Regions from separate parts of the Homo sapiens genome. Here all the other regions are linked to region 1. The links are chromatin contacts, found by Hi-C or POLR2A ChIA-PET in ENCODE. All regions are on one chromosome and are shown on one strand. The core of a region is the stretch at or near the end of the contact, and the rest is flanking DNA. Distances in the headings are between cores, read along the strand shown. Region 1 holds the start of MIRLET7A1HG (miRlet-7a-1/let-7f-1/let-7d cluster host gene). Region 2 holds the start of PTCH1 (patched 1). Region 3 holds the start of ZNF484 (zinc finger protein 484). Region 4 overlaps FGD3 (FYVE, RhoGEF and PH domain containing 3). Region 5 holds the start of NOL8 (nucleolar protein 8). Region 6 overlaps FGD3 (FYVE, RhoGEF and PH domain containing 3). Region 7 holds the start of IARS1 (isoleucyl-tRNA synthetase 1).

Region 1 (2,700 bases), core at 101-2,600:
CCTAAACTACACATAAATTTGGAATTTGACATTCAATGTTCTTATACTTCAGGCCAACAGAAATAAATGCAAAGGAATGCCACATGATGCTTTAACTTTAGGAACTGTATGCCAAGAAAGCAGTATTATCAATGAAGTTAAAAAGCAAAACTCAACCAGTCTCCTGATTTACCTCAAAATTTTAACATTCACTGTCTTCCCTGCCTTTTTCCTGTCTGCCCGCCCTCTCGTTAGTCAATTTTTTAAAAACCGGTAAGTTGAAGAATACATACCATTACCTCTGACACAGAATCTACTGTAAAAAGTTGAAAGACCGAAGGGCATTACTGGCCAAGGACATACAGGTTACCACATTCCTCACACTAGAGCCCGCCCGGGAAGTTTATTAGCAAGCCTTCTGAGAGGCACTCGGTTCCAAGAGTTTGCAGCGTCGACTCAAAAGGCCAGCGCTGTTTCCGGTGACACCGAGTCGCAAATCTCCAAGCCCCGTCCCCCGGGATACGATTTCCTCCCGCTCCCGCGTTCCCCTCCCCCTCGCCAAGGACGGCTGCCGCAGCGGACCTCCAGCCGCAGCAGCTGCTTCAGGAAGGGAGGCTGCACTTGGCCGCGGGGAGCAGGGGCATGCAGCCAGCCACGACTCTCCCGCCCTCCCCGCCCGCGCCTTCCCGCCCTGTCCCCCCGCCCCTCGCACTTCCTACCTTCCCTCCTTCATCCCAACCCCCAAGGCCAAGGTCTCCCCGGCCCACAAACTTGATAGCGGAAGTGACGTCAGAGGCACCTGGCGGCGCCTACAACCAGTCACGCCACAGTCAGAGGCGGCGCCGGCCAACAGGCGCCGGCCGGAAGGCGGGCCTTCCGCCCGCCCCAAGTTTGATTGAAGCGGGGGGAAGGGCGGGGTAAGGAATGTGAAGAATGACCCCCCCTCCCCCGCCCTGTCGGTGAGGAGCTGGGCGGGAAGCGGAGGGGGTTGGAGCCGGCCCCGCGGCGGCCACGCGGCACCCCTCCCCCGTGCCCCGAGCGCCCGCGACTTCCGCTAGCAGCCCGCCGGCCCCCCGGGGCCACCCGCCCGCTGGAGGGGGCAGGCCGCCCCACCAGTCCCAGCCCGCGTTAGCCGGACAGGCGCGGGCCGGCGCACGGCTCTCCCATTCTGCCCACCCGCTGCCGCGAGTCTCCGCGAAATAAAATGGCGACGGACCCGCGCTCGCTGCCGCGTCCGCCATACCCACCTCGCGCTCGCGGAGAGGGCCGTCGCGGCCGTGGGAATGCCCCGGCCCTCGCGCCCGTCGCTGCCGGGAGAGCACCGCGCCAGGACCCGGATGGAGGCGCGGGCGGGCGCCGCCGCGGCGGCCTGAGGGAAAGCAGCGCGGTCGCCGGGAGGCCGATGCAGGGGCGGGCGCCGCGGAAAGCGCGCAAGCCCATTGGTGAAGCCGTCTGATTGAAGTGCGCGTCGCTCTTTCGCCTTGGCCTAGCTGAGCTCGTCCGTCCCCTCACTGGAGGGCGGCGGCTGGGCCCGCCTCGCGCGGGGTGGCCACCGTGGGGGAGGCGGGTCTGGCCCGCCCACCAATACCATCTCCTTCTTTCCTAGTGGAGGGCTGAGAGAGTGGCGGGGGTGGTGTCCTCCAGGCCCTGCCCTTTGCGCGTGATGGGCTGGCTGTGTCACGTGGCCGCTGAACGCGCTGCCCGCGGGGCGGGGCGGCTGCTTTGCTCCCTCAGGCTCCTGGGGGCAATTTACACGTGCGCGACCCGGAAGGTCCGAACGCTGTCCAGCGTGCAGCCTCTGGCTCTTTTCCGTCAACTGACCCTGTTCCCTCCAGGAGGCCTTGGCCAGGCCTCCTGGAGTTCTGTGCCTCAGTTTGCTCATCTGTCAAATGGAGGAGTTGTGTCCGCCCAACCTTTTACTTTTATTCCTTGACGTTTTGGGGTCTGAGGGTTTTTTTGTTGTTTGTTTTTTCGAGACACGGTCTCTCGCTCTTTCTCCAGGGCTGGAGTGCAGTGGCGTGGGTCACGGCTCACTGTAGCCTCGACATCCGGACTCTAGAGATCCTCCCACCTCAGCCTCCCTGAGCTTTTTTTTGTTATCTTTTCCAACCCATGTTTTGAAGATTTTTGTCTTCAAATGTTTTTCAAAGCAATCCTTGATTTTGTTGTTTTAAAATTAATCCAAAGCCCAGTTCCTCCATCCCCATTACAACTTTCACATGCTAGGACTCTGAAATCACTAGTTAAGGTGTCGTTTGAGGTCTCTGCCAGTTTTAAGATTTTATGGCTGGGAACCGCAAGACCTGGGCTGTAGCTCTGCTTTTTGTAATTCATTGTGACTTTGTGCAACACTTTTAAAAAAGTGGGTCCTTGTCTGTAATAGAACTATGGGAAATAGTACTTGACATGCTGTACGTTTACATTTATGATCTTAGGTGGTGGTATCAGCTCCCCTTTTAGCACTCATATTAGTGTATGCAATAAGTGCCAAAGGAGTTTGTTTCGTTTTGTTTTTAATGGGGACTTTATTTTGTGAGCTAAAGTGAACAAGAAACTAGAGGGGGGGAAACTTGAGCTTAAGCCATGGGTAGGATTTGGGGAGGACTTCTTGAGGTTAGAAGATATATTGAGAAAGGAGAGAGCAGGCCCCAGAGCTAGATCGAGTACAGTTCAGGGGAAGAGTGTGGTTATGCTGCAGGGGATGTGGAACTCTTCAAGGGC
Region 2 (2,700 bases), core at 96-2,595, 1.3 Mb before region 1:
GCAAATCAAGGGTTTGCGGGTCGGGTTCCTACCGCAGGGAGGAACGTAATAACTTGGAAACGTAAGAAAAACACATTCCACTTTCCGAAAACAAAAATTTTTTTAAATAAAAAGCCTAGTTGTGTAGACGTGTCTGGCTCCAGAATCCACCTCAAAGGGTCGCGTGTTTTCCCCCTCCGCGGGAAGCGAATCCCCGGGATGCCTTGGTGACACTGGACGCGGTGTCGGGACGAATCCTCGCGATCCGCGCACAGTTTGTTTTCAATGAATCCAGCATCGGGGCATTTATAATCTCCTACGTCATACTATTATTAAATATAACATGCATACCGAGTTTTGTAAAAAAAAATACTGACTATATAAACATCTGGTTAATAAAAAGGGGTGTACAAATGAACCCAAAATAATCAGGAAAACTTTACTCTCTCAAGGAAACAATTCCGTTTCTCTAAGTTGTAAAAAAAGATTCTGTTGTTTCTCTTTTACTTATGTCACATTCGAGATTCAAATAAAAACGCCTCTGCCTCTACAAGACTGCTTCGGTGTCTGGATTCCACGTTTATAGAACACTGACTCCTTCAAACCAAGACTGTGTTTTTTTTTTTTTTAAGTTGGGGGGAGAAAGCGGCTGGGGGGCAGACGGATTTTAAGAAAGATGGCTTTTCCCAACGTCCTTGCTTTCCTCTTTAACTTTCCATTCTGTTTATCTTAATGCGAGGCGTTGTTCCCTGCAAGAGCCTAAGTCTTCCCTTTAGTTATAAAAGAAAAGAGAAGAGGAAAAAAAAATCTGGCACACACTGGCGCACTATCCAGCACGCTGTCATTATTGGTGCAGGCCTGGGAATGCGAGCCGGACCTCCCAGTATTTGCTGCAGCTTGAGGCCAAGGTGCCTCTGAAAGGCTTTTCTTTGAGGAATTTCAGAAATTGTTTAAGCGCTTAAAAAAATATTACATTTCCCCCCGTGTCTACCGCGAGGCAAATGTTCGTGTGTGTGCGTGCGCGCGCGTGTGTGCGCGCAAAGGCATCCCACAAAAAGAAGACACTGTTGAAAAGAAAAGGAATAAGAGAGAAAGGAGGGGGAGCATTCCTTAATGGAAGTATTGCATGCGAGAAGGTTGGCGCTCTCAGAGGCTGCCCCGAAGCCGAGGATGCACACACTGGGTTGCCTACCTGGGTGGTCTCTCTACTTTGGTGAGCTGTTGCTAAGCAGCTAATAATAGTCATGTTTGCTGAGTAATTTCTGCCCTCCGCGAGCCAATCGCGTCGCAGAAACCCAAGCCATCTGACAGCCCCGGGGGCGGGAGCTCCAGCCTTTTTCTCTTTCGCTCGCTCTCTCCCCCTCCACCCCCTCCCCTCCCCTCCTCCTCTTCTTTCTCCAAATGGAGAGAGTTCTTTTTTTTCTTCTTCCATCTCATCTATTGAATCAAGGAGCTGCTGCGGCCGCTGCCCGCTGCACACACACAGAGCGGAGTCCCCAGGTCCCGGGAGCGAGAGAGGCGCGCTGCACGGGGACAGAATGGTCCAGCGGGTTGCCGAGGAGCACAAGAAAGCAGAGTCCGGGACCGAGCAGCCACCGCGAACCCAGCAGCCAGAGCCCGAGCAGCCCGAGCAGCAGCTCCTGGAGCCGCCACCGCCAGCAGCAGCCACCGCGGGAGCAGCGGCAGCTGCGGCTGCCCGGGCCCGGCAGCGCTGAGACCCGCCGGGCACCCTCGGACCCCGCGGCGGCGGCGGCTCTGCGCTTGCCCTCCGCGGCCGCTCGGGCGACCCGGGAGGCGCCGAGAGAGCCAGCGCGGCCGGCGGGAGCAGCGGGGATTCGCTGGCTCTTTCTGCAGTGAAGGGGTCGCGGCGCGGGGCGGGGGGCGGGTAGGGGGAGTTGGGGACCGCAAGGAGTGCCGCGGAAGCGCCCGAAGGACAGGCTCGCTCGGCGCGCCGGCTCTCGCTCTTCCGCGAACTGGATGTGGGCAGCGGCGGCCGCAGAGACCTCGGGACCCCCGCGCAATGTGGCAATGGAAGGCGCAGGGTCTGACTCCCCGGCAGCGGCCGCGGCCGCAGCGGCAGCAGCGCCCGCCGTGTGAGCAGCAGCAGCGGCTGGTCTGTCAACCGGAGCCCGAGCCCGAGCAGCCTGCGGCCAGCAGCGTCCTCGCAAGCCGAGCGCCCAGGCGCGCCAGGAGCCCGCAGCAGCGGCAGCAGCGCGCCGGGCCGCCCGGGAAGCCTCCGTCCCCGCGGCGGCGGCGGCGGCGGCGGCAACATGGCCTCGGCTGGTAACGCCGCCGAGCCCCAGGACCGCGGCGGCGGCGGCAGCGGCTGTATCGGTGCCCCGGGACGGCCGGCTGGAGGCGGGAGGCGCAGACGGACGGGGGGGCTGCGCCGTGCTGCCGCGCCGGACCGGGACTATCTGCACCGGCCCAGCTACTGCGACGCCGCCTTCGCTCTGGAGCAGATTTCCAAGGTGCATTTCAGACTCTCTCCTCCCACTTTCTCTTCCCTCCTCTAACTCTTTGGGATCGCCCCCGCCACACACAAACACACACACTCTCTTCCTCTCTCTCTCACACACACACACACACTCACTCACACCTCTCCAGGAAAAGCAGCAGACAAATGGGGATTGAAAAATTCAAACCCTCCCTCTGGTCCTGGGAGGAAAGGGCTGTCTGAGGTCCGCAGGGGGTGGAGGTGTGTGTGTGTGCGTGTGTGTG
Region 3 (2,700 bases), core at 39-2,538, 1.3 Mb after region 1:
AACACTGGCCTCATGAGTTGGAATATCTTTCTATTGTCTTCTTTCTATTCTTTTTTTATTCTGGAAGAGACTGGATATAATTCGTGTTAACCTTTAAATGTTTGTTAGAATTCTCTGATCTAGCTATCCAGGCCTTAAGATTTCTTTTTCAGATATTTCAAATTATGACTTCAGTTCTAGGGCTATTCAACATAACTATTTCATGTAAGAGAGAATTTGTGCTTTTTCAAGAATTAGTGCATTTCATCTATGTTGTGAAATTTATGTTTGTAGAGTTGTTTGTAGTATTCTCTTTATTCTTTTGATTTCGTCATGGTCTACAGTGGTATCTCCTGTTTCATTCTGGATATTGATATTTTGTGTCTCCTCTACAGATTTGTCAATTTTATTAACATTTACAGAACCAGCTTTTGTTTAATCGGTTTTTCTCTATTTTTCTTTTTACATTTTATTGAGTCATCTTCTTATCCTTATTATTTCCTTTCTTTCACTTGCCTTCGGTTTATTTTGCTCTTCTTTTTCTAGTATGTGAGGGAGCTTGGTTATTGCTTTGAAATTTTTTTCTTTTCTAATGTAAGCCCTTAGTGGTATATACATTTTTCTCTCACCACTGATTTAGCCACATCCCACAAATTTTGATATGTTGTGTTTCACTGTCATTCATTTCAATGTATTTTAAAAATTCATTCACTTTCACTTTCATTCATTTCAATGTATTTTAAAAATTTGAGACTTTCTCTCTGAACAATGGATTATTTAGCATGTGTTTTCACGTGTTTGGAGATTTTCCTTTTATCTTCCTGTTATTGATTTCTAGTTTAATTCTATTGTGTTCAGAGAACAAACTGTATGATTTCAGTTGTTTCAAATTTGCTGAGATTTGTTTTATGACCCAGGTTACTTCATATCTTGCTAAATGTCCCATCGACACGAATAAAATGTGTATTCGGCTGCGTTTGCGGTGTTACATAAATGCTGATTAGTTCCTGTTGATTAACAGTGTTGTTGTGTCCACAGAAGCATTGGAGAAAGACTGTAACCTGAGGTGATAGGCTTTGATTGTGTCCTGGCTTAGTATGATGGGACACACCTCTGCTTGCTTCCTTTCCTTTGGACAACCCTCAGCCTCTCAGTCTCTACATGACCTCAACATGGCCGCCCACAGGCCAGAGTGTCTACATGGGCGCCGCCATACTGGCGCCCAGCCTAAGCCGCTGAAACGGGAGCGTGTTTGGCAAAGCGCCATGTTGATTACTGGCAACCTTCAGGCCATGAAGACTGCTGAGCATGCGCAAACCCAGGCAGCGCTGTAAGAAGTACCTCTAGGCCTGGGAGGCATTGAGAAAAAGGAAGTGGGTCCTGTTCTGGTTCTTGCGACTATAGTCACCTCCCGAGGCAAATGACCACTGTCCTGAGAGGACGTGGGTGAGGGGCAGGTGAGTAGAGGGATGGCAGCATCTGTGGACTGAGCAAGAAGAATCTCTGATGTCTGTCCTGAGCCTTCCGGTCAGTGATGGGGTCGGTCAGTGGATGGAATAGTGGAAGTCGGAGCGATCTCTGATGGTGGATCTGAGGGAGGAGTGAGGGGGCACTGAGGGGTCTCTGGTGGTGGATCTGCAGGCGGAGTGAGGACGGACTGGGGGTCTCTGTCTGGTGGTGGATCTGAGGGCGGAGTGAGGGCGGACTGTGGGGTTGTGGGGGAGGATGACTATGGGAACTAAGGAGGGATCTGAGGAGTGTGAATGATGCACATCTTAATTAGTTTCCTCTCTTTTATACGTACCGATCTGTTTATATTTTCGTTTCTGTTTCATTATAATGATATATTTTGCTAAAGATTTAAAGAATATATTACATAGAATTGCATGTTTCCATTTCCATTTTGTTCTCTTTCATATCCAGACTAGTAGCTCCTTTATCATTACGGTTATTATATTTATATATCATTCATTCTTTCTCTATTTAAAAAGAATCAAGCGTCTGAAAGGTTTATCTGTTTCATTGGACATTTTGAAATGTCCAATAAAATACTCCCTACTCTTTTAATATTAATTTTTTTCTCTTTTTCTTTTTAGGTACTTTCTCTTTTTCCCACTTTTTGATGTAATTTGTTGTTCTTTCCCTTATTTTCTTAAGTTTTATGCGGGATACATTTAGGGTTGTAAAGTTTCTTTAAGTACATCTTTATGAAATGCATAAGTTCATTTTGATGTTTCCCTTTGAATCTTAGTTATTTAGGAGAGTTTATTCATTCCCAAATTATTAAAGTATGTTTTAGCTGTTTTTTATTTTATTGTATTGTCAGAAAATGCAGACTATCAAGTCTCAACTTTTAACAATTTATCAAGATTTTCCTTGAAGCCAAGTTACTCAATGAACTTTGTTCAACAGATATAAAAGAAAAATTATATTTTGTTGTATGGACCAAAATTCTCTTTAATTAAGTCTTGCTTGTTGGTATTTTTCAAATCTTTATCTTTCCTAATTTTGATCTACTTGTTTCATATTCTGGAGGAGATACAATAAAAATCACTTTTAATAGTTCATTTTGCAGTTATATGTGCTTTTTTGCTAATTTTATTTGTGCATCTGAGGGATGGGCATACATACACTTAATGGTTAGTGCATTTTTTATCCTTTTTCATGTATTAAGTGGTATTATTATAGGATCCCTTTTTTCAACCAAAAAGAAAAAAGAAA
Region 4 (2,700 bases), core at 56-2,555, 1.2 Mb after region 1:
CCTCTCCTGATTCATCCTTTCTTTTCTTTAAACACTTGAGCCTCTCTTTTGTTCTCCAGACATTCCTTGAGGCAACTTGGAAGTGTCTCCCTGGCTGCAGTCCTCAACCTTGTGCTTGAATAAACTCTCTTTAGACTATATTCTGATTCTCTTGATTATTTTAGGTTGACAATGCATACACACATATAAGGCAAGTACACCCATGCACACCCATGCCCAGGGTCAGTGCTGAGCCCTTTCTCACATTCGCAGGGGACGTTTCTGTCCTTCATATGAGGACGCCGAGGCTCAGAGAGGCTGGCCCTGGGACACAGGTGCTGGAAGCCCCCGGGCTTGGGTCACTCTGGTCCGCCCAGGGCTATGCCTATGTTTCCACAGGGGCATTGAGGAAGCCGAGGTCAGTTCTCTGTATGCAGCCACCTCAGCTTTCCCTTTAAGAAGCCCTGAGCCGCCTGAGGTGAGCAAGGCTGGAGCTGCTGACCCAGATGAGCCGTGCCCACTGTGGACTCAGCCAGGGAACAGGTCCCAGACACTCAGGGCTGCCACCTTGTAGCACGAGGAAATCCACAAACCTGAAGAAATTTAGAATGCCCCAGAATCCAGGGTGTCCTAGAACTGTTCATGTGTCTCCATCACAGCAGCCAGTGAGCAGGGGGATGAAGTGCTCTGGCCCCCGCCCCGTGTCCCTCCACAGTGCAGCGGTCCCCCAGATAGGCAGGGCTGGTCCCACAGATGGGCCACCAGTCTGCCTACCACCCAGCTCTATCTGCCACCAGATGTCCCTTCCCGGGAGGCCGTGCGGGAGTCCCCCCCCATCTGAAAGAAACCCACCACGGCACCTGTCCACTGTGCTGCCTGGAACCTAGTAGGCAGGGACCTCCCTTGTCCTGTCGCTGGAGTGGCCCAGTGGCCCCCGGCACACAGGAGGCTCCATAACAATGGCATGTTATGTAGGGGGAGCAACAAACGCGTTAGTGGTGGTTTTTAAACTGCCCGTATATTCTTTGATGCCACTTCAATCTAAAAGCGGACTCTGACATCCCTCCCCTAAATACAGAGCCCCTAAGAGACTCGCTGTAACTAGAGAGGGCAGCATGTGGGAGGCCAGGTCAGGAGGGAAGACAGCTCTGGGCTCTCACACTTGGAAGCCAGCACCTCACTGTGAGGGAGGCTTAGCCACTCAGAGAGGCATGCGGGGGCATCCCCGCCGACAGCAGGTGGCAGCCAGGCCTGAAGCCTTTGGGGGAAGCCTTATGCAATGGGTCCCAGCCCTGTGGGCAAGAGCCGCCCGCTGCACCCGGGTGGCCCAGAATCATGAGGGATGATGACGACAAGATCTCCCTTGTGGGTTACCCTGTGATAGAGAATCCAGGCAATACTGTAAGTGCCTCTAGGTGATACAATAAACCATGTGAACTGCCTATATCCGCTGGTCCCCATATGGCTTCTCACTGGCTTAACTTTGGTGCCTTGAGGTCCCAAACCCACTGAGGCCACCCACAGTGAGCAAGGCCCAGGGCACCCTGGCCATGCCCAGATGTAATGCCCAATGGCAGTCAATTAAAGCCACCAGGCTGGGCGCAGTGGCTTACACCTGCAATCCCAGCACTTTGGGAGGCTAAGGCACTTTGGCAGACCTCCACCTGAGGTCAGGAGTTCGAGACCAGCCTGATGAATATGGTGAAACCCCATCTCTACTAAAAATACAAAAATTAGCCAGGCGTGATGGCTTGCATCTGTAGTCCCAGCTATTCTGGAGGCTGAGACAGGAGAATTGCTTGTACCCATGAGGCGGAGGTTGCAGTGAGGAGATCACACCACTGCACTCCAGCCTGGGCCACAGAGTGAGACTCCGTGTCAAAAAAAAAAAAAAGAAAGAAAGAAAAAAGAAAAGAAAACAAAAATTAAAGCCACCTTGTGACCTAGCGGTGCCTGGAAGCCCAGAGTAATTACCTTGGGGTCTCAGCCTGGGAAATGCCCTGTCTGCTGTGGGAGTGGATGGAGGAGGGGTCTCCATCATCTCTGCTGAGAACTCAGTGAGGTGCTACATGCTCCTGAATTGGGATGGGGGTCAGAGGGGCCTCGGAGAGGGCAGGAAGTGAGGGCAAGCTGAGCAGGGAGAAGAGGAGGCAGATCAACGCAGCACCTCCCCGTTTGTAGTCATGCCATGAGCAGACACTCACAAATATGGCTCACACCGCCACCTTAACAAGTTACTTCTACTGTTTAAGACTGTATGAGTCTTCATGACCCATAGCCCTGGCATGACGCTGTGACTGTGGACTGGGAGAAGAGGCTGGACAGCCTGGAATCGGGGGCTGGTGGGCGGGGGGTATCTACCTCTCCCAAGGATGCGGCAGCTTTTCTTAGGGCAGCCACATTTAAACCAACACCAGTTTCCCATGTGAGTCCATCTAGTCAAGAATGTTTCTCCCAAAAGGTTTGAAAGCAGGGTCTTAAACAGGTACTTGTACACCCACATACATAGCAGCATTCCCTACAACAGCCAAAGGGTGGAAGCCCCTCAAGTGTCCATCCCTAGAAACCTGGATAAAGAAAAGGTGGCCTCTCCATAGAACAGAATCATGTTCAGCCTTAAACAGAAGGAGGCCGGGCGCAGTGGCTCATGCCTGTAATCCCAGCATCTTGGGAGGCCGAGGCGGGCGGATCACGAGGTCAAGAGATTGAGACCAGCCTGGT
Region 5 (2,700 bases), core at 75-2,574, 1.8 Mb after region 1:
CCTTGGACAAGCTACCTAACTTCTCTGAGCCTCAGTTTCTTCAACTATAAAACAGGGCTAACAGTAGCACCTACCTCAGAGGAATGTCAAATTCTCCTGCAGTCTATATTAACTACTTTTCTTTTATCAACTTAGTTTTTTACCGAAGTTATTTTTCAAAGGAATTTTTATGTCATCGTAAACACAAAGTCATTATCAGTTGAGATGGTTAGCTGACCTACCAAAACAAATGCCATGAAACCAAACGGAGTTATTAAATCCCAACTAGAGATACTTCTGCATACTGGAGGCGGAATTATCTAGCTAGGGATATAGTCAAGACTTCCTCCTTGTCAGTCATCCACACAGACGACTGCGATTAAACGAGTTAATACCCTGCAATGCGTTTACAGCTGGGCGCCGTACGCGCTGCTCCCAACTCTAGGCCATCGTCATGACAGGATCAATGCCAGTTCATGCCCACTTTCTAGGGCTGGGAGTAGGAGACCGAGGATGTCTGTGGAGATTCACCCGCCTGGCCCGGGAACCCTGGCCAGCGGGCCCTGGGGGACTTGGGGTGGTCACGTACTGGACTCGGGACTTCTCTTCCCAGGGCGCCGGTGGGTCCTCACACGCTCGCCGCAGGGCCGCGATCTCAGCTTGCAAGGCGCGCACCTCTGCCAGCTCTGCGTCCATGGCGCGTTGCTGACCGCAGCCGGGCCGGCAGCGCAGCTGTCACTCCGACCTGCGCGCTTCACCCGCGCTTCAAGCCTCGCGCGCGCTCCCGGCGCGGACCATCCCAGAGCTCACGCGGAGGGGAGGCGGGAGAGCTCCGCGTGACCCCAGCGGCCCTGCACGTCCAACTCCGCTCTCGCACGAGAGCCTGAGTCCTCCACTTCCCCGCACACGTTTCCCTGGCTGTCTAAGCAGTGGCTATACTTTCTCTGGAGAGCGCGTTCTTTGCTACTCCAAGCCCAAGCGCTCCGCTGCTCACCCTAGCCGGCAGCCTTGGAGCCGCCCGGCCGCGTGCCTCACTAAAGAGGCAGGGCTGGGATCACGTGGAGGGGAGCGCCTCTTTATTTTTTTCACCTACTTCCTCTCTTACGCCGACCTAGTCCAGGAATTGGTACACACAGCGATAGTGTTCAATAGAAACTAGGGGATTTTGGTTTAGGCTCTTTTGCAGTCGTTGAGGGGGAGGTGACGGAGGCGTCAGGGAAGGTGGGAGGACGGAAAAGGAAATTAAAAGCTCTTGGGAACTGAATTGTGGTAACGGAACCTTAGGAGGCTGGGTTGGAAATCGAGTAGGAAGGAAGAGAGGATGCTCCGTTGGGACACGTGACCAGAAGTTAGGGGCTGCAGCGGCGCTGGCTTTAGGTGAACGACGTGGTGAGGAGTGGGTTTCGGGCATGAGAAGTCACAGGGCCGTTTCCTAGTCTCTCTTCACTTCTTTGGGTCTTCTCAGAGAAAGAAGGCTGCCGTGGGTAGGCTGGGGGCGGAGACTATCGGGAAGAGGTAGGCCGAAGTTCTGCCCAGAATACACGCCATGTGGTGGACGCTGGTTGGGAGTCTCTTCTGGAAAGAGTCTGTCAGCTCTTGGGGAAGGGAAGGGCGAGAGCTGAGCGCCTGCCGGGTGCTAAACGAAATGAGAGATACTATGATGGGCCCTAGTACCTCTGGAAAAGTTTTCCTGAGTCCCCTGTGATACAGCAACCTTCATAGTATAGTGTTAAGAATTCCAAGTTCTGAAGGTAGACCTGCATTATAATCCTGGATTCACTAATTTTCGGTATGGCATTGAGGAAGTGACTTAACCTCTTCTGCTCTCCTGAAAAATGGGAAACATGCAAACTACTTTGTACAATGCAGGCACATAGCAAAAACACAAGTCTGTATTCGCTATATCCCTTGATCTTTGTGTCTGAACCCCACTTTGCAGCACTTTTATTGTGACATAATATTGTGCCATTTGTTTTATTCTTTTGTGACTATAAGGAGCTCCTAGCCTCTCTATTCACTTCTTTGGGTCTTCTAGGAGGAAGAAGGCTGGGGTGGGTAGGTTGGGGGTGGAGACAATTAGGAAGAGGTAGGCTAGCTCTTTTTATCTTTTAGTGCGTTACATCCTGTTTCTGTCAGACTTTGTTAAAGACAGTAAATGAATGTATGAGTGAGTCAAGGAAAAACATCTAAAAACATGAATACATAAAATTAAGAGGGATAGAGTGTAATATTATGGCCATTTGGAGGAAAAAAACTCTGTCTGTACCTGTGTCTATATGGGTATGGGGTTGCTGTTCCAAAGTGCATTCATGAAAGATGTGGATGTAGGGCTTGGGCAAAACCTCGAAGACTAAAATTTGGAAGTAATACAATAGGAAGTGAAATACAGATCCAGGAGACGGATTTGATACAGAAGGTTCAGAGGAAGTAGTTGTTTTGTTAGATTTTAGAAGAACTAAGGGAAAGAACTCTTCTCTGTATACAGAAAATTACTTTTCCCACTGAAACACACCCAAGTATATGCCCAGCCTTCATGAAAGTGAACAGAGAAACGAAGCGCCTTTATGTGGGTGGCCTTAGCCAGGACATTTCTGAGGCAGACCTACAAAATCAGTTCAGCAGATTTGGAGAAGTTTCGGATGTGGAGATCATCACACGGAAAGATGACCAAGGTAATTTATGGTCCTTCACTGGGCAGTTATAGGCAGACATAACTCAGGT
Region 6 (2,700 bases), core at 84-2,583, 1.1 Mb after region 1:
AGGAGGCAAATAGATGCCATCAGCTTCTGAATCATGTGTGCACCCTACCCCACACGGCAGTGGAGTGGCAGCTCTCGTGACTGTAAAAGCCACACAGGCTCAAGGCAAAAAGTGGAACATGCAGAAGGGAATGAAGTGAAGAGCCAAGTCAGCCACGTCTCTCTTCCCTCCCTCACCTCCCAGCGGCTGCCTGTGCCCATGGCACCGAGTAAAGATTTTAAGTGGATCAAGATCTTCATGTTTGGAACAACTTGGCCAATGACTTTATCTGGTGCATCTGAGAAACTATTGAAAGGAGCCACAGCTGGAGGAACACAGCACTTACTAGGGTGGGCAGTGGGCAGCACAGCCATGGCCTGCAGCCCTGGGGACGGGGGCATCCCTGTCTGCAACTGGAGCCGTGTGGCCATGCGCCTGCTCTATACTGGGCACCGCGGGCCACACCCTCCAGGCACGCCACATGGATGAATATAGGTGTGCACCCACATGCCTGAGTGTGCAGACAAGCATGGCAACATTTTAGGGGGAGGCTGGACGCAGTGGCTCATGCCTGTAATCCCAGCACTTTGGGAGGCTGAGGTGGGCAGATCACTTGAGGTCAGGAGTTTGAGACCAGCCTGGCCAACATGGTGAAACTCCACCTCTACTAAAAAATATACAAAAAATAGCCGGGCATGGTAGTGGTAGTGGGTGCCTGTAATCCCAGCTACTCGGGAGGCTGAGGCAGGAGAATTGCTTCAACCCAGGAGGCGGAGGTTGGTTGCAGTGATGCAGTGAACTGAGATCCCGCCATTGCACCCCAGCCTGGGCTATAGAGCGAGATTCTGTCTCAAAAAAAAAAAAAAAAAAAAAAAAAAAAAAAAAAAAAAAAAACTGTGAGGACATGTGAGGAAGCCATGAAGAGCTGAGGCCAGGGTCAGGGGCTGTACCCTCCTCTGTCTCCTGTGCCTGAACTGCCTACAGAGGAGGGTGGTGTGGAGGCTGGAGCAGGTGTAGCCTGGGGCTGCCCAGTCCAGCCTTGGTTTCCCTGTCTGATTATGAACAGTGCCAGGTGGAGAGACCCCAGTCTCCTGCCTCCTGTCAGCCCTGCAACCCTGGATGACTCACCTCTCCTTTCTGAGCCTCAGTTTCCTCACCTGTAAAATGGGATGGGTGACTGGTCCCTGGGTCGTAAGCCTCATCACAGTACATAAAACCCCGACTGCGTTTGGCAAGTTGCTAATTACCGTTTCCTGTTACAATAGCCTGCAACCCCTGGAAAGGCCCCATCATTTGATGAAATAACTTCCTGGGCTTTTGAAGCTTGGTCCACACCCAGCATTTCCTCTCTGGGGAGGAGGTGCCTCCCTTGAGACACTTTGTTATGGGTGCCGAAACCACTGTTAAGAAGACTTTAGGAAAAGGCAAAGATATGTATCGAGTTCCCCAGGATGTCAGAGCTGGAACTGCCACTAGAAATGTTTATCTCAACCTCTCCAGTCAGGGAAACTGAAGCCTGCAGGTGTTTTTCTTTCTTTTTTTTTTTTTTTCCTGTTTAAAAGAAAACTACCTAAAATAAGCTTACCATTACTGTAGCTGAGCAGAATAAAAAGAGGTCTGGGATATGCTTTAAAATATTACAGAAAATTGGGGTGTGTGTGTGTGTGTGTGCGTGTGTGTGTGTGTGTGTGTCGGGGCTAGGGGCTGAGGGGCCATAAGAACAGCACCAGGCTGAGGTTTCTGGAGCTGGGGAGGGATACTCATTGCGGTTATCCCCACTTGTATGGGTCCAAAACTGCCTTAGGAAAATGCTAAACAACATACGCTTAAAAAAAGTTTAACATAAACTCTTCAGGTTTAAGGAGAAGGAGGCCCAGGCGCAGTGGCTCGCACATGTAATTCCAGCACTTTGGGAGGCTGAGGCGGGAGGGTTGCTTGAGGCCAGAAGTTCGAGACCAATCTGGGCGACATAGTGAGACCCCGTCTCAACAAAAATCCAAAAAATTAGCTGATGTGGTGGCACGTGCCTGTAGTCCCAGATATTTGGGGGGCTTAGGTAGGAGGATCGCTTGAGCCTGGGAGGTCAAGGCTACAGTGAGTTGTGATCACACCATTGCACTCCAGCCTGGAGAGCACAGCAAGATCCCAACTCAAAAAAAAAAAAAAAAAAAAAAGAAAGAAAGAAAAAGATGAACTGAACTGGTTGGGGGTGAAGAAGCAAGAAAGGGGTGGCTCAGATTGGGCATAAGCATTGGAGGCTGTGATGGGCTGAACTATGTCCCCCCAAATTCGTATGTTGAAAATATAATTCCCAGTAACTCTGAATGTGACTATATTTGGAGACAGGGCCTTTAAAGAGACATTAAGTTAAAATGAGGTCTCAGGTTGGGCCCTGATTCAATCTTACTGGTGTCTTTATAAGAAGAGATGAGGACACAGAGACACAGAGGGAAGACCATGTGTGGAAACAAGGAGGAAACTGACATCTCCAAGCCAAGGTGAGGCCTCAGGATAAACCAACCCTACCCACACCTTGATCTCAGACTTCAGCCTCAGGTAGTATTTTGTTCTGGCAGCCCCAACAAACTGACACCAGTGCCTCTGTGCAAATTCTGGCCGGGCACTTCCAGCTGTGTGGCCTGGTTTGTGGTCCCCGTTCATTGGCCCACCTGCAGGTCCCCCCAGCACCTGTCCTGCTTGGCACAGGAGCCCAAGGGCAGG
Region 7 (2,700 bases), core at 201-2,700, 1.9 Mb after region 1:
TTTAAATAATTAGACTTGGCCTACCTCACCTTTGTCCAGGAGCCCTCTGTCTGGCTCTATCTGGGCTCTCTGGATAGGTGACAAAAATGAACTGAACAAGGTGGCAACGTGAGGAATGTGAAAACTTCAAACACATTCCAAATACTTTCAGTTAATTAACAAGATTTGCAGCTATTAAATTATGTACGTTATGTGAGTATAGTCAGAACACTGAGTTACCCATGATGGAGGACATGAAACCACTTTAATCCTTCACACAGGGCCAAGACGGTAAGTAAAGTTAAATATATGCTGAACAGACTATCAAAATGTTCCTAAACTTAATAAGAAACTGCATTCTACCTATTCTAGGCCAGATAAATTTTTTATATCCCTCTAACGGATACAATAGGCAGCTACGGAACTACTCCCAATTTGGCAAGATCCAGAATTTCCTTTAGAGGCTCTGGGGCCAAAGCCCGAGGCCTACTGCCCTTTGCAAGGCTCCAGATTTTAACCAGCAGATCAGTAAGGTACCAAGCCGACTCATAGCAATGATAATAAGTATGCAGGCCGGGTGCAGTGGCTCATGCCTGTAATCCCAACAGTTAAGGAGGCTAAGGCAAGCAGATCGCTTGAGCCCACGAGTTTGACAGCAGCCTAGGCAACATAGCAAGACCCCGTTGCTACAGAAAATACAAAAATTAGCCGGGCGTGGTGGCGCTAGCCTGTAGTCCCAGCTACTTGGCCAGGGATGAGGTGCGAGGATCATCTGATCCGGGGAGGTTGAGGCTGCAGTGAGCCATGACCGTGCCACTGCACTCCAGCCTGGGCGACAGAATGAGACCGCTTCTCAAAAAAAGAAAAAAAAATCGTTTGTGCAATGTTTTCATTACCGGAAACATTTTAAGTAAAATACAATAAAACTTTTAAATCTGGTTGTCAGACCCTTCCTTCCCTTTTGTTATTATCGTTTCACGTAGCCATTTATGATAGGAGAAGCGGCTTTGGGGTCGGCGGCTCAGGGCCCAAAAGTATAATTATTAAAGCCACCTCTCCGGAAGTTGCTGTTTGTCGTTATCAATTTAGGTACGAAGTGTCCAGTCAGATAAATACTGACAAAAGCAAACAAGATGAAGAACATGAGCCCCGACCTCGGCGCCCCTTCCCAGTGGGCCGTCACCTACCCGGAGGTGCCCACAACCCGAGTGAGACCTCGGTCTACACTACTGCAACGGATACAAGCAGCACGCACAGCGCCGCCCTCAGCGCTGGTTCGTTTTCCACGTGGAGGCGCAAAACCAGCAAGCACCACTGTCGCACCATCCGAGCCAGTGGGCGCAATCATGTCCGGCGCGACCAATCGGCGCCTGGCTTGTTGGCAGGTGTCAGGCAGCGCGCACTGATTGGCCGGTGCGGAGCCTGTCTCCTTCACTGGATCCCGCATTTTCAGCGCGTTGCATCACCTCCGTGCGCCCGGTTGCAGCGTGGACGCCGGATGAGTTGCTTTTAGGCTTGCTGGCCCGCGGGGCTGTCCAGGCACGCGAGGCCCCTCAGGTACGCCCTCTCTTCCCTGCAGGATCCGGCCCTCAAAGACGAGGGTCACGCACGCGTTACAACCCCGAAACAGTAGCACAAGATTTAATTTTTAAAAGAGCGTGTTTCTTCGGGGCTTGCCGTTCGTTCGTTTCCAGCCTCAGGAATTTATGGTCGCCTTTTTGAATGAGGTAGTGTTTGAAATGAGTAAAATCTTTTTAAAATGATATACATAGTATAAATTGATATAGCTGTGACTTTATGTATAGGCAATACGTATTTTTATATGTCTTAATTTATTACCTTCAATGGCTGCGAGATACTTATTTTATTGATGTACCGTAATTTACTTCAGTCACCATGAATATTTAGATTGTTTTCAGTTATTTGCCTGGAGAAACAATTATTCGGTGAATGTCATTGTATACACATTTTGTACATTTGCATGAGTATACCTGTGGAGTCTATGTTAATAGGATATAACTAAATTGAGGAAACGTTTGAGACGGTCCCACTTTCAGGTTACATTTGACTTAATAGATTATGAAGACCTGAGAATAAAAGGAGAAACAGAAATGGATTTAGAGGAGAATGAAAAGGGGGAACAGAAATAGGCTTATAGGTAGGATCCACATGACTTGATGATTAATTGGTTGTGTGTATCTTCTGAGTAGTGTCAGGGGTGACTCAAAAATGTCATGCCTAAGTAATGGGAAGAATATTGGAACCACTAATACAGTAGTTTAAAAGGGAAGCAATTCTGGAAGGAATTATGAAATTTTAAACAAAACATGGTTTTAGTGTGCGTTTCTAAAATATATTGAGGCAAAATAATATGAAGTAATGTGAATAATATGTAGTTAATATCAGGGAGGGTGGTCTCGAAATTGCTGAACGGGAAGTTGAGGTTAAGGTGACCTGAAGGAGTTGTGGAGCAGCGAAGAGTCAAGGGCCTGGATTATAATAAGAGGGAAGCAAAGGGGATGGCATCCCTCTGCACAACAAGGTTGTTGTGCAAGGTTAACCTGCTCTGTCCCTGCCCTGTGGTTGCTGGATGCTGTTGTGCATGGACAGCTCTCCAGTGGATTCGATGGGCCATAGCAATCCTGTGATTTATGCATGGAGGCTGCTTCTCCTCAGCAGCTGCCATAGCCCGGTCGCTGGTACATGATTCTTCCTGAATAG

The links. Hi-C counts contacts between places; a loop is a spot of excess contacts on that map. ChIA-PET counts read pairs that join two places held with the same protein, here RNA polymerase II (POLR2A). Pooled maps may share reads with other maps.
Region 2: a loop to region 1 is called in a map of PC-9, with 38 times the contacts of the local background. The contact joins the promoter of PTCH1 here to the promoter of MIRLET7A1HG in region 1. A Hi-C loop is called at or near these places in 2 of 168 maps with a recorded cell type or tissue (PC-9 and left cardiac atrium), 12 of 37 single-sample maps with no recorded cell type and 17 of 50 pooled maps.
Region 3: a loop to region 1 is called in a map of CD4-positive, alpha-beta T cell, with 27 times the contacts of the local background. The contact joins the promoter of ZNF484 here to the promoter of MIRLET7A1HG in region 1. A Hi-C loop is called at or near these places in 3 of 168 maps with a recorded cell type or tissue (CD4-positive, alpha-beta T cell, CD8-positive, alpha-beta T cell and naive thymus-derived CD4-positive, alpha-beta T cell), 2 of 37 single-sample maps with no recorded cell type and 16 of 50 pooled maps.
Region 4: a pooled map shows a loop between it and region 1 (7-fold over the local background). The contact joins the enhancer-like site here to the promoter of MIRLET7A1HG in region 1. A Hi-C loop is called at or near these places in 1 of 168 maps with a recorded cell type or tissue (natural killer cell), 3 of 37 single-sample maps with no recorded cell type and 12 of 50 pooled maps. POLR2A ChIA-PET finds 5 or more read pairs at or near these places in 1 of 52 experiments (activated CD4-positive, alpha-beta T cell).
Region 5: a map of CD8-positive, alpha-beta T cell shows a loop between it and region 1 (5-fold over the local background). The contact joins the promoter of NOL8 here to the promoter of MIRLET7A1HG in region 1. A Hi-C loop is called at or near these places in 3 of 168 maps with a recorded cell type or tissue (CD8-positive, alpha-beta T cell and naive thymus-derived CD4-positive, alpha-beta T cell), 1 of 37 single-sample maps with no recorded cell type and 9 of 50 pooled maps. POLR2A ChIA-PET finds 5 or more read pairs at or near these places in 2 of 52 experiments (CD4-positive, alpha-beta memory T cell and T-cell).
Region 6: a pooled map shows a loop between it and region 1 (4-fold over the local background). The contact joins the enhancer-like site here to the promoter of MIRLET7A1HG in region 1. A Hi-C loop is called at or near these places in 2 of 50 pooled maps. POLR2A ChIA-PET finds 5 or more read pairs at or near these places in 2 of 52 experiments (B cell and activated CD8-positive, alpha-beta memory T cell).
Region 7: a map of CD4-positive, alpha-beta T cell shows a loop between it and region 1 (6-fold over the local background). The contact joins the promoter of IARS1 here to the promoter of MIRLET7A1HG in region 1. A Hi-C loop is called at or near these places in 1 of 168 maps with a recorded cell type or tissue (CD4-positive, alpha-beta T cell), 1 of 37 single-sample maps with no recorded cell type and 11 of 50 pooled maps.

What each region holds. Positions count from the first base shown.
Region 1 is chr9:94,164,908-94,167,607 of GRCh38, reverse strand. It overlaps MIRLET7A1HG (miRlet-7a-1/let-7f-1/let-7d cluster host gene), which reads right to left and starts at 1,350. Exons shown (of 5, transcript NR_170278.1): 1 at 1,227-1,350. RefSeq lists silencers at 626-695, 926-1,725 and an enhancer at 1,421-1,985.
Region 2 is chr9:95,507,911-95,510,610 of GRCh38, reverse strand. PTCH1 (patched 1) reads left to right here and starts at 1,345. Exons shown (of 24, transcript NM_000264.5): 1 at 1,345-2,450. The coding sequence starts at 2,250. RefSeq lists an enhancer at 896-1,445 and a silencer at 2,090-2,409.
Region 3 is chr9:92,876,626-92,879,325 of GRCh38, reverse strand. ZNF484 (zinc finger protein 484) reads left to right here and starts at 1,288. Exons shown (of 5, transcript NM_031486.4): 1 at 1,288-1,436. RefSeq lists enhancers at 1,045-1,484, 998-1,533.
Region 4 is chr9:92,967,781-92,970,480 of GRCh38, reverse strand. All of the region lies in intron 1 of FGD3 (FYVE, RhoGEF and PH domain containing 3), which reads right to left. Among named protein-coding and RNA genes, the nearest start is that of FGD3, 22 kb to the right of the region's middle. RefSeq lists an enhancer at 1-276. Within about 2 kb of position 1,305, at least 8 of the 41 ENCODE cell types and tissues checked have a DNase peak (open chromatin) inside an H3K27ac peak, as active enhancers do; they include natural killer cell, where a contact is called at or near this core.
Region 5 is chr9:92,323,974-92,326,673 of GRCh38, reverse strand. NOL8 (nucleolar protein 8) reads left to right here and starts at 1,324. Exons shown (of 17, transcript NM_017948.6): 1 at 1,324-1,368; 2 at 2,465-2,651. The coding sequence starts at 2,513. It overlaps CENPP (centromere protein P), which reads right to left and starts at 721. Exons shown (of 8, transcript NM_001012267.3): 1 at 569-721. The coding sequence starts at 675. RefSeq lists enhancers at 1,116-1,225, 1,256-1,375, 1,154-2,042.
Region 6 is chr9:93,027,169-93,029,868 of GRCh38, reverse strand. The region is part of intron 14 of FGD3 (FYVE, RhoGEF and PH domain containing 3); the gene reads right to left. Among named protein-coding and RNA genes, the nearest start is that of SUSD3, 30 kb to the left of the region's middle. RefSeq lists enhancers at 1-342, 343-844. Within about 2 kb of position 1,333, at least 9 of the 41 ENCODE cell types and tissues checked have a DNase peak (open chromatin) inside an H3K27ac peak, as active enhancers do; they include B cell, where a contact is called at or near this core.
Region 7 is chr9:92,292,447-92,295,146 of GRCh38, reverse strand. IARS1 (isoleucyl-tRNA synthetase 1) reads left to right here and starts at 1,450. Exons shown (of 34, transcript NM_002161.6): 1 at 1,450-1,536. MIR3651 (microRNA 3651) reads left to right here and starts at 2,600; the gene lies at 2,600-2,689. It overlaps SNORA84 (small nucleolar RNA, H/ACA box 84), which reads left to right and starts at 2,554; the gene lies at 2,554-2,686. RefSeq lists an enhancer at 1,019-1,068.